2 separate regions of the Homo sapiens genome follow, and region 2 is linked to region 1. A link is an interaction called in ENCODE POLR2A ChIA-PET data of the cell type or tissue named here. Cell type or tissue: MCF 10A. All regions are shown on one strand. Links, peaks and the distances in the headings refer to the core of each region. The heading gives the core; the rest is flanking DNA.

Region 1 (5,378 bases), core at 379-5,378:
TAAAGAAAAGAGGTTTAATTGGCTCACAGTTCTGCAGGCTGTACAGGAAACATGGTGCTGGCATCTGCTCGGCTTCTGGGGAGGCCTCGGAAAACTTACAATCATGGCAGAAGGCAAAGGGGGAGGGAGGCATCTCACATAACAGGTGCAGGAACGAGAGAGGGAGGAGGCGTTACACACTTTTAAACAACCAGATCTCATGAGAACTCACTCGCTGTCATGAGGACAGTACCTAGGGAGATGGTGCTAGACCATTCATGAGAAATCCACCCGCATGATCCAGTCACCTCCCACCAAGCACCACCTCCAACACTGGAGATTACAATTCAATATGAGATTTGAGCAGGAACACACATCCAAACTATATCAAAGAGAGTATCAGAAAAAGGGGAGAAGGTGGGAGCAGTGGCTCACACCTGTAATCCCAGCACTTTGGGAGGCTGAAGGGGGTGGATCACCTGAGGTCAGGAATTTGAGACCAGCCTGGCCAACATGGTGAAACCCAGTCTCTACTAAAAATACAAAAATTAGCCCAGCGTGGGTGCGCACCTGTAATCCCAGCTACTTGGGAGGCTGAGGCATGAGAACTGCTTGAACCTGGGAGGTGGAGGTTGCAGTGAGCCAAGATTCTGCCACTGCACTCCAGCCTGGGAAACAGAGCAAGACTCTGTCTCAAAAGAAAAAGAAATAGGGGAGAACATGGCTGGAAGGGAAGAGGACGAGTCTGTGGAACTGTGGAAAGAAAGCAGGATGACGTGTTAGGAGTTGTGAGTCTTGATACTGGCTCTTCCACTAGCTATGTAGCACTAAAGCCATTTTGCTCCTCTTGGCTTCCTTCCTAATATTATCAGATAAGCAGGTTAAATAATATCATCTCTAAGGTCCCAGTCAGCTCTGAGACCACAGGACACTAAACATGTCGATCAAAAATAGTGGCTAACAATGATTATGTGGGTGTATATTTACTGAAACATAAAAATCTTCTAAACAAATGGTTGAGTAAAAACAGCAGATGATGAAAGAGCATGTATAATATTATTTTTGTAAATCATGGTTACACATACATAAGCACAGGAAAAAAGTATGGAAAGTTATATGCCAAAATACTTAATGCCCTTATCCTTAGATGGCTTGTATGTAATTGGTTTCGTCTTTTATTTTCTATATTTTTCTACAACAAAGGTGTATTAATATTACTTATGCAGTTAATACACTGTAATTTTTTAAAGCTCAGAGACTGAGCTCAAAGGCTGAATAGAGGAAAGCAAGAAGAATTTCCAGGAGTTGTTTGGGGGATTCCAGTCCACCAGAGTTCTGGTAACTTTTATGAGTACAATTTTGAACGGAAGGAGATGATGTGGTAAACAGAATAAACAGAAAGAATCTGGTTTATTCAGAAACCTAGGGAGCTCATCCTAGATTTAGATAATGAAGTGACATAAAAAGACAGGGATCCTGTGGTTAAGAGCTAGGATAGAAACTACTGAATTAAAAGAGAGTAAACCAGAAAATGTTTGGAAGAAATAAGGAAATACTTTAAACTTGTGTCAAGCTAATGACATAAAATGCTATTATATGCATGTAATTTAACTGTATATATAATAGTATGTATGCAAGTTTTAAATAACCCCAAATTCCCTCATGTAAGAGCATATATAGTTTGTGCTCTTAAACTGCCTGTCTTTATTATTTCTTTTTCATTTTTTTTTTTTTAGAGACAGGCCTCACTGTGTTGTCTAGGCTGGCCTCAAATTTCTGGACTCAAGCTATCCTCCTGCCTTAGCTTCCCAAGTAGCTGGGACTGCAGGTATGCACTGCCACGCCTGGCTTTTATTATTTTAGTAGCTACTGCCAAAATACATCCAAATAGTGATAGCACTTTACACTCTCACTGACGTAAATGGCTATTTCCTCAGGTCATGAATAGTATTAAATTAAATCCATCTTTTCATTTTTTGCTAATCTGATCAGTAAAAGATGTATATCTAATTTTAATTTCCAGTTCTATAATCATTTGTAATGTTCAATATCCTTTCATATAATCAGGAGATAGAAGTGCTGTTTAGGGCCATTATTTTGGAATTGCCTGTCCTTACCCAACTGCTTATTTTCTATTGGGTTGTTTTTTTCCTTACTGATCTCTAGGGGATCTTTGTTTATTAAAAACATTAACTCTTTAACCATCAAATATGTTGCAAATACTTTATTCAATATGATGTCTTTTAGTATGTAGAAGTTTTTCTTTTAAAAATTTAATTAAATCTGCCCATTTTCTTCCTTTATGACTTCCTGAGTTTTATGAAACTGCTTAGGAAGGCTTTCCCCATCCCAATGTAATAAATATATTATCTCATGTTTTCTTTTAATGATTTAATAATTTTGCTTTCTATAGTTATATATTTAAAATCCATTTGGAATGTATTATGAATATGGTGTGAGCTAGAGCCCTAACTTTGTCTTCTTCCAAATAGATAATTATTCCATCACTATTGAATAGACTTTTCCTCCTGACTTAATCTGTTCTACTTATATGTACCTATACTTTGCTATTTTAATGATATATAATTTGTAGTACCTACAGTTTGCCATATTGTGCTCATAGTAACTTTGTAGTATTTTTTACTATCTAATACGGCAAGTATTCCTTTCCCTTTGATCCAGTCAAATGTATACATCATTCATCATTTTCCCAAAAATATTTACAATGTTAGATGTGTATCCTACTGGATGAGATTCTTTAATTAATGTTTTTTTCATATTTTTGAATTTAAAATCCTGGGAGGCATTGCACTGTAATAGTAAGTCTGCCCATCCAGGATCATGCATGTCTTTTCTTTCATTCAAGTCTTATTTTATATCTTTCAGTAAATTTTCATATAGATCTTGTGAATCGAATTATTTTTACATTTCAAATTCAACTAACAATTATTAATAGAAAATGAAAACATTGATTTTTTTCAATATTTATTTTGTGTCCAAGTATATATTAAATATTTTAGTAGACTTTCTTGGATATTTGAAGTATATTCTGCAAATAATAGCATCCTGTGATCCAGCAATCATTTTAGGAATCTATCCTATAGAAATAGCAATGTAGTAGCCTGGTGCGGTGGCTCACGCCTGTAATCCCAGCACTTTAGGAGGCCGAGGTGGGTGGATCACGAGATCAGGAGTTCAAGACCAGTCTGGCCAAGATGGTGAAACCCCGTCTCTACTAAAAATACAAAAATTAGCTGGGCGTGGTGGCAGGCACCTGTAACCCAGCTACTCGGGAGGCTGAGGCAGCAGAATCGCTAGAACCTGGGCAGCAGAGGTTGCAGTGAGCCGAGATCACACCACTGCACTCCAGCCTGGGCAATAGAGTAAGACTCCATCTCAAAAAAAAAAAAAAAAGAAAGAAAGAAATAACAACGTAGACATAAGAATATGTGTGTGTATAAAATATTCATTTCAGCATTGTTCCAAATATAAAAAATATTAAAATAATATGGGAGCCATATAATAAATTATGACATACACATATGCAGTTATTAAATAGCGGGCAATAGAGCTACATGGACTGGTGTAGGAAAGTGGCCATGTATATAGTTACATGAAAAAAAGCAATTTAAAAATATGTATAGCAAGTCCCTTTTCTATAGGTATATTTATATATATACATACACACAAAATGGCATTTAATGCTTATTTAATTTAAATATTTTATTTGTGTGTGTTTGTTTTAAATGTCTGTATAAACATAAGAAAAAGTCATGAAATAAACACACCCAATTTACTAACTCTGAGAGATATGAATTGTAGTGATAGAAAGAGGGTCTTTAGCCTCTTGTAGATAATTTTGCAATAGATGAGTTATGATCTTTTTCCCGTTTTGTGTTTACTTTTCAAACAAAGTCACTGTCTTGAAATTAAGAAATAAAATAGTCGATGCTCCAAACTACCCTACATTACACCTAGTAGGACAGGACCCCTATCTGAGAAGGAAAAATGTGTGCTTTGGATGCTGTTCATTGCAATGGAATGTATTCTCTTGAGGTGAGATTTGGTTCTGTGAGCTCCACTTGTTTCATGGCTGTCTGCTAGATCTTAAGCCTGTCTCTGATACAAAAAAAGAGAAAAGCATCCCAGGGATGTGGCAAATGTCTAAGTTTAGACTACTAATCAGTATTTTGGGGATCCTTGATGGTTTCTCTTGTACTTACTACTTTTGCAGATGGGAAAGGGAGGTGCCCAGGTGTGGTCCTCTAGACACTGGCTCCGATTGCTGCCCTTGAGGATGTAGTGGTCATTGCACATAAACGTGATTTTGTCACTTACATTCACAGGCCCTGAAGAACTGAACTCTCCATTCACCAGCACAGGATCAGGACAGTGGCCCACTGAAGAAGAAAATAAGCAATAAGCTGAAAGGGCAAAGCTGAAGCCCAACACAGCAAAGGCCAGACCTCCTCAGTCTTCAGTGAGAAAACAGCAAATTAGAGTTAATACTGCACATTTTTAATTGAGTGAAGTACATGGTACTACCATATCAATGCAGAATGAAAAAAAGAGGAGATTGACCTAAGTACAGCCCAAAAGAGCTTTGTCATGCACAAGAACAACATGAATTGGCAACTGAAAGTAATTAATCACGTAACTGAAAGTTACCAATCGTATGTTTATTGTACTGTTATATTAAGCATGGCTCAAAATAGTGAGACTATGTTTGAAGCAAGTATTTCCTTCCCTTTCAACCAGCCAAATATACACTTACTTAGCATTTTTTATTTTGTTGTGCTTTTTCCCATGGCATGGAAAAAAACAGGAGAGAATGCACAGGGATATATGAGTTTGGTTATATGAATGAAGGATAATAATATCGGTGTGCTCTACTCTAGGTATACAAGAGAACTAATGCAACTATTCTTTAAAAAATAATAGTAATAAATAGGATATGGATTAATTATTCCCCATCTCCACAGAGGATACCAGAAATGAGTTTTGTGACCTTGAGCAAGTCAGCTGGATCTCAATTATCACATTGGTAAACTGAGAATACAAACTATTCCCAGTTCAAAAGTTATATGATAGGTGAAATAAAATGATACAATGCACTTACTTCAAAATAATAAAGAGGATATACATGAAACAAGATTATCATGTGTGGATAATTGATGAAATTATGTGATGAGTCTATATGAGTGAATTTGACTCTTCTGTCGTTTGTATACATTTTAAATTTTCCATAACATAAACATTTTTAAAGCAATATAAGGTTAAACAAATTATAGCAAAAAAAAATTAGTTCTAATATCTGGAAGAAATTATTTCTTTCCCATAGAGGGAATTGATTCTGTTAATTCAACTGAATTAATACTGATCAAGATCTGATCATAGAG
Region 2 (5,383 bases), core at 155-5,154, 71 kb after region 1:
CGGAGGCTGACAGCGGACTGTCCACTGACGAGTCTGAGCCAGCCACAACTCCCAGAGGTTTCCGAGCACTGCCCATAACCCAACCCACTCCCCGGGGTAAGGCAGACCCTCTGGGGTGGAACCCCAGCAAAACCCAGAAAATCAATATGTCCCCTCCGGCCACTTTCTACCTCGCCTGCCCTCTACCCCAAGGGTCACAGGCAGAAGAAGGTGTAGCCACACTCCTCACCACTCTCCTGGCTAGAACAGAGCCTTGTCCCTGGAGGGAAGGAGGGACCCCTGGCAAGCCAGCTTCCTATGTCTGTCTATGAAGTATCAGAGCTCTAGAAGGGAAAGGGGTTTGACCAGCTCCCATTCTCCTGTGGAAAAATTCTAAAGAGATATGACCGCAGAGGCGGGGGAGGGAGTCAGGGAGGGCTGGGTGGTTGGCTCTGGAGAGACTGAGTCAGTCTAGAGAGCTAATCTGGGTGACACAGAGGACAAGGGTAGGAGAGATAAGGAGAAGGAAGGGCTCCCCAGCTGCAGTGGGAAGTACCTCAAGGCCCTCGTTAGAGAGCGTGGAAAGCCAGTGGTATTCAGGCTCAGCAGAAGGGGAACAAAACAACACACAAGTGTGGCCATGACTGTGGGGCCACATGTCCCAGGGTGTGAGAAACCTTTTACTCCTGAGGACAGTCCCGCTGGTATTGGGGCTGCAGTTTTGTGTTGTTTCATTTAGCAAATATTTATTAACAAGTAGTTAGACCTTCCCTGGAGCTAGAGCTATAAATGGGGACGTAGGGCTTTCCTGCTCCATGAGGCTGATTCACTGGCCCAGGGGGCCTGATGTACCTGCCTAGCTCACTGGAAGGAAAGGAGTCACTTTCTGGTGTGGGGACACTATGGCTATTACAGAATTATCCACATGCTCATAGAAAGTGCAAGTAGAAGGCAGAAGCCTGGTTGAATCAAGAGCAAATCACTTATTCAGAGGCTTGCATTGGGCTCAGTTATCTGGGAGGCCCAAAATAGCTAGAAGGAACTGTCCCAAATTTATCTCCAACCCTGGTGCCTCTGTAGAAAACTGGGGAGAGGTCAAGTCAATAACTTAGAGCAATCAGGGGTCACTCTCTTGCCGCCCATCATGAAAAATTAATTCTCAGTCAAAAAAAGATATGCTATTATTATTTGTAGAAATGGGGGTCTCTTATGTTGCCCTGGTTGGTCTCGAACTCTTGGGCTCAAATGATCCACTTGCTTTGGCCTCCCAAAGTGCTGGGATTACAGGCATGAGACACTGCGCCTGGCCCTGGATCTGCTATTACTGATCTATTAGTCTAAATGATATCCAGACAAAAGTGCTGCTCTTGTAAAAGCAAAGAAAACAAGGCAAAATAAAACCCATTCATTGCTAGTTTGGGATCAGAGTTCAGGAAGTCATTGCTTTCCCCTCTGCAGCAGGGCCCTCACCTCTGTCCACTCTTTTTCTGTCCACTCTTTTATGTTCTTTCTGACCCTCACAGGAGGTCCAGAGGAGACCATCACTCAGCAAGGACGAACGCCAAGGACAGTAACTGAGTCCAGCTCATCCCACCCTCCTGAGCCCCAGGGCCTAGGCCTCAGGTCTGGCTCCTACAGCCTCCCTAGGAATATCCACATTGCCAGAAGCCAGAACTTCAGGAAAAGCACCACCCAGGCTAGCAGTCACAACCCTGGAGAACCGGGGAGGCTTGCGCCAGAGCCTGAGAAAGAACAGGTCAGCCAGAGCAGCCAACCCAGGCAGGCACCTGCCAGCCCCCAGGAGGCTGCCCTTGACTTGGACGTGGTGCTCATCCCTCCGCCAGAAGCTTTCCGGGACACCCAGCCAGAGCAGTGTAGGGAAGCCAGCCTGCCCGAGGGGCCAGGACAGCAGGGCCACACACCCCAGCTCCACACACCATCCAGCTCCCAGGAAAGAGAGCAGACTCCTTCAGAAGCCATGTCCCAAAAAGCCAAGGAAACAGTCTCAACCAGGTACACACAACCCCAGCCTCCTCCTGCAGGGTTGCCTCAGAATGCAAGAGCTGAAGATGCTCCCCTCTCATCAGGGGAGGACCCAAACAGCCGACTAGCTCCCCTCACAACCCCTAAGCCCCGGAAGCTGCCACCTAATATTGTTCTGAAGAGCAGCCGAAGCAGTTTCCACAGTGACCCCCAGCACTGGCTGTCCCGCCACACTGAGGCTGCCCCTGGAGATTCTGGCCTGATCTCCTGTTCACTGCAAGAGCAGAGAAAAGCACGTAAAGAAGCTCTAGAGAAGCTGGGGCTACCCCAGGATCAAGATGAGCCTGGACTCCACTTAAGTAAGCCCACCAGCTCCATCAGACCCAAGGAGACACGGGCCCAGCATCTGTCCCCAGCTCCAGGTCTGGCTCAGCCTGCAGCTCCAGCCCAGGCCTCAGCAGCTATTCCTGCTGCTGGGAAGGCTCTGGCTCAAGCTCCGGCTCCAGCTCCAGGTCCAGCTCAGGGACCTTTGCCAATGAAGTCTCCAGCTCCAGGCAATGTTGCAGCTAGCAAATCTATGCCAATTTCTATCCCTAAGGCCCCAAGGGCAAACAGTGCCCTGACTCCACCGAAGCCAGAGTCAGGGCTGACTCTCCAGGAGAGCAACACCCCTGGCCTGAGACAGATGAACTTCAAGTCCAACACTCTGGAGCGCTCAGGCGTGGGACTGAGCAGCTACCTTTCAACTGAGAAAGATGCCAGCCCCAAAACCAGCACTTCTCTGGGAAAGGGCTCCTTCTTGGACAAGATCTCGCCCAGTGTCTTACGTAATTCTCGGCCCCGCCCGGCCTCCCTGGGCACGGGGAAAGATTTTGCAGGTATCCAGGTAGGCAAGCTGGCTGACCTGGAGCAGGAGCAGAGCTCCAAGCGCCTGTCCTACCAAGGACAGAGCCGTGACAAGCTTCCTCGCCCCCCCTGTGTCAGTGTCAAGATCTCCCCAAAGGGTGTCCCCAATGAACACAGAAGGGAGGCCCTGAAGAAGCTGGGACTGTTGAAGGAGTAGACTCTGCGACCAGTACAGACCCTGTCCTGGCTGAACAAGAAGAGACACATGCTCCACTTGGGAGCCTTTGCCACCACGCAACTCAGGGCTCAAGATGAATGGGAGGGAGAGATTTGAGTCCAAGCATACATTTATATTCAGTGTTGTGCCATTGAGTTCCCATGTGGATCATTCTGAAGGTGATCTCCACAAGAGGGTGTGTGTGTGTGTGTTTGGTGTGTGTGTGGAGGGGGGGCCGCTGGATACATCACTGAAGCTATTGATATAACACAATGAGTCACTGTTCAGAATTTTGCTCTTGTTAGATGTTTTCTTACATTGGGTAGAGTCCAGCCTAGTGAGAGCTGAGTGAAGGGGCTGGCCATGCCTGAGACAAAAAGTCAAATGAGACAATGGACGTGTCAATGACTTGAAAAAAAGTCACATCCAGCAAATGCAGGGTCACATGAAATATGGGCCTCCTGGAATCCCTACAGTGGATGGAGACTGGCTCATACCTTGCCAGATCCCTCTCTCAGTTCCAGCCTTCTGGACAAGGCCTGGGCTAAGAGGAGCTGATTCGTTATCTCTTCACCCACTGCCCTCTCAGTATCACCAGTCCCAAAGACAGGATACGTCCCTGTAACCCAATCTCTCGGTTGATTGATAGCAGAACAGCTCTTGTTGGTCTGAGAAGGCAGGATAAGTGACCACATATTTATGCCACTACCTCCACCAGGGAGAGTCCTTCTCCACAGGCTTGATAAATTCAATCACCAACTGTGCTGTCGTCCCTGACTCTGCTACTCCCGTTCTTCCTGCTTTCCTGCTCCGTATCTCAGTCTGCACTGACCCCAGGGCTGGGCTGACATCAAGATGGGAGCCCAGCCCACGGGCTTTATAAACACCCAAGAACCGTTTCAGATCTTCTCTGTGCTGATGCAGGTAGTTTTAAATTTTTCTCAGTTCCAGTGATAGAAAACCCACACAATACATCCTCTGCCAGTCTTAATAGAATATCAGAGGTAAGAGGGGCCTCAGAGAAGCTCTGACGCAGTGCTGCTGGGGAAGGGAAGTGACTAACCCCGGGTCAGCCTGCCATTTAGGGAAAGAGCTGAGGTTCTTACCCTTGTTGCATGCTGCCACCTCTCCTTAGCCAGTGCTCTTGTACATCCACACAGCACCCTAAGGAGCCATAGTCACCATCAAAGACTCAACCCTAAGGCCCTTCAAGATCTCAAAGTGCCTTCTGAAGCATCAGAGATTAAATATTGTTCAAACTAATAGTTATTGCTGTGGCTTTTAATTTTATCTTTGGAAGATAGCTATATGGTAACTCATCATTAACCAGAACACCTCTCCCCTCAAATTCCGTGACCAAGTTGTGCAGCTTGAGCAAATGCCGAAAGAGGGTATTATGGGTGGGTGGTGTGGGCTTGCAAATACAAGCTTGGAGGTGAGACATGGCCAGACATGACTCCTGCTTCCCCTTAGGAAGTAAATCTTACTTATGGTTGTGAACTGCTTGGAGTCCAGGATGCCCAGATGTGAGGGGCAGATGAAGGGAATGTTGCTGGAAAGGTGCCTTTTAAGGCTGCTGAGAATTTCTGGACTGTGTCCTGATGGACGCAGCACCATCAAAGCCCAGAATTTCTGAAAACGGTGACAAGGTTAACATAAGGACAACAAATACTCCACCCTGTCATGGTATGTGAGGTGTGGGTGTGGCGGTTTCTGTGTACGTTTGCTCATACACGCACATCCAAAAGCCTGTGCCTCATTCCTGGCCATGGGTGAGGACTTGGTCTGTCACGGCTGATGAGGACTCCCACAACCGGCCAAGTTATGTCTTATTATACACCCCCAGAAAGAGAGAAAGCTGCCTTCTGGAGGACTGATTCCACATGCTATATTCAGCTGAGTTGATTTCTGTGTCTATTTCAACCCATAACCTGAAGAATGATCACCTTATTCCTTATTCATTAATTTTCTTGATTAATAGGGAAACTTGGGAATAGCTATAAAGTAAAACTTGGGTGGAACCTGGGGCCCTGGCATCACACAAGTGTGATTAGGATGGTCAAGGTCATCAGGAGTACAGCCTATTATATTCCCACATCCTGAGAAAGGTCATTTCTCCCACACACGACAAAGTCACAGACATCCTGCACCTGCCACTAGGCATCCTCATCCTACTGACATGCCCATTTCTCCAGTTTTCTTAATCTGAGACTCCCTTCCCTTGTTTTTTAAAGATACCGTGCTTCTCCACATCCTCATCCTTCAAGGAGCATATTTTGCTCTTAGGATGGTCTTTGGGATTCAAGAATAGAATAATAAATCCAAACTTGGTCATTCCCATTTTGAAGAGATGCAAGA

The links. Peaks named below come from ENCODE experiments on the same cell type or tissue, not always from the same donor. Only the 100,000 strongest peaks of a DNase experiment are listed, where the experiment ranks them.
Region 2: POLR2A ChIA-PET joins it to region 1 with 5 read pairs; 3 of 35 experiments call an interaction of 5 or more read pairs at or near these places.

What each region holds. Positions count from the first base shown.
Region 1 is chr1:207,090,645-207,096,022 of GRCh38, reverse strand. C4BPB (complement component 4 binding protein beta) reads right to left here. Exons shown (of 7, transcript NM_001017365.3): 4 at 4,203-4,379. Among named protein-coding and RNA genes, the nearest start is that of C4BPB, 4.5 kb to the right of the region's middle. In MCF 10A, for the core only: no CTCF peak of the experiment used is centred there; no DNase peak of the experiment used is centred there.
Region 2 is chr1:207,019,600-207,024,982 of GRCh38, reverse strand. C1orf116 (chromosome 1 open reading frame 116) reads left to right here. Exons shown (of 4, transcript NM_023938.6): 3 at 1-96; 4 at 1,503-5,383. The coding sequence ends at 3,025. Among named protein-coding and RNA genes, the nearest start is that of C1orf116, 10 kb to the left of the region's middle. RefSeq lists an enhancer at 4,237-5,383. In MCF 10A, for the core only: no CTCF peak of the experiment used is centred there; DNase peaks (open chromatin) are centred at 2,632, 3,282 and 4,752.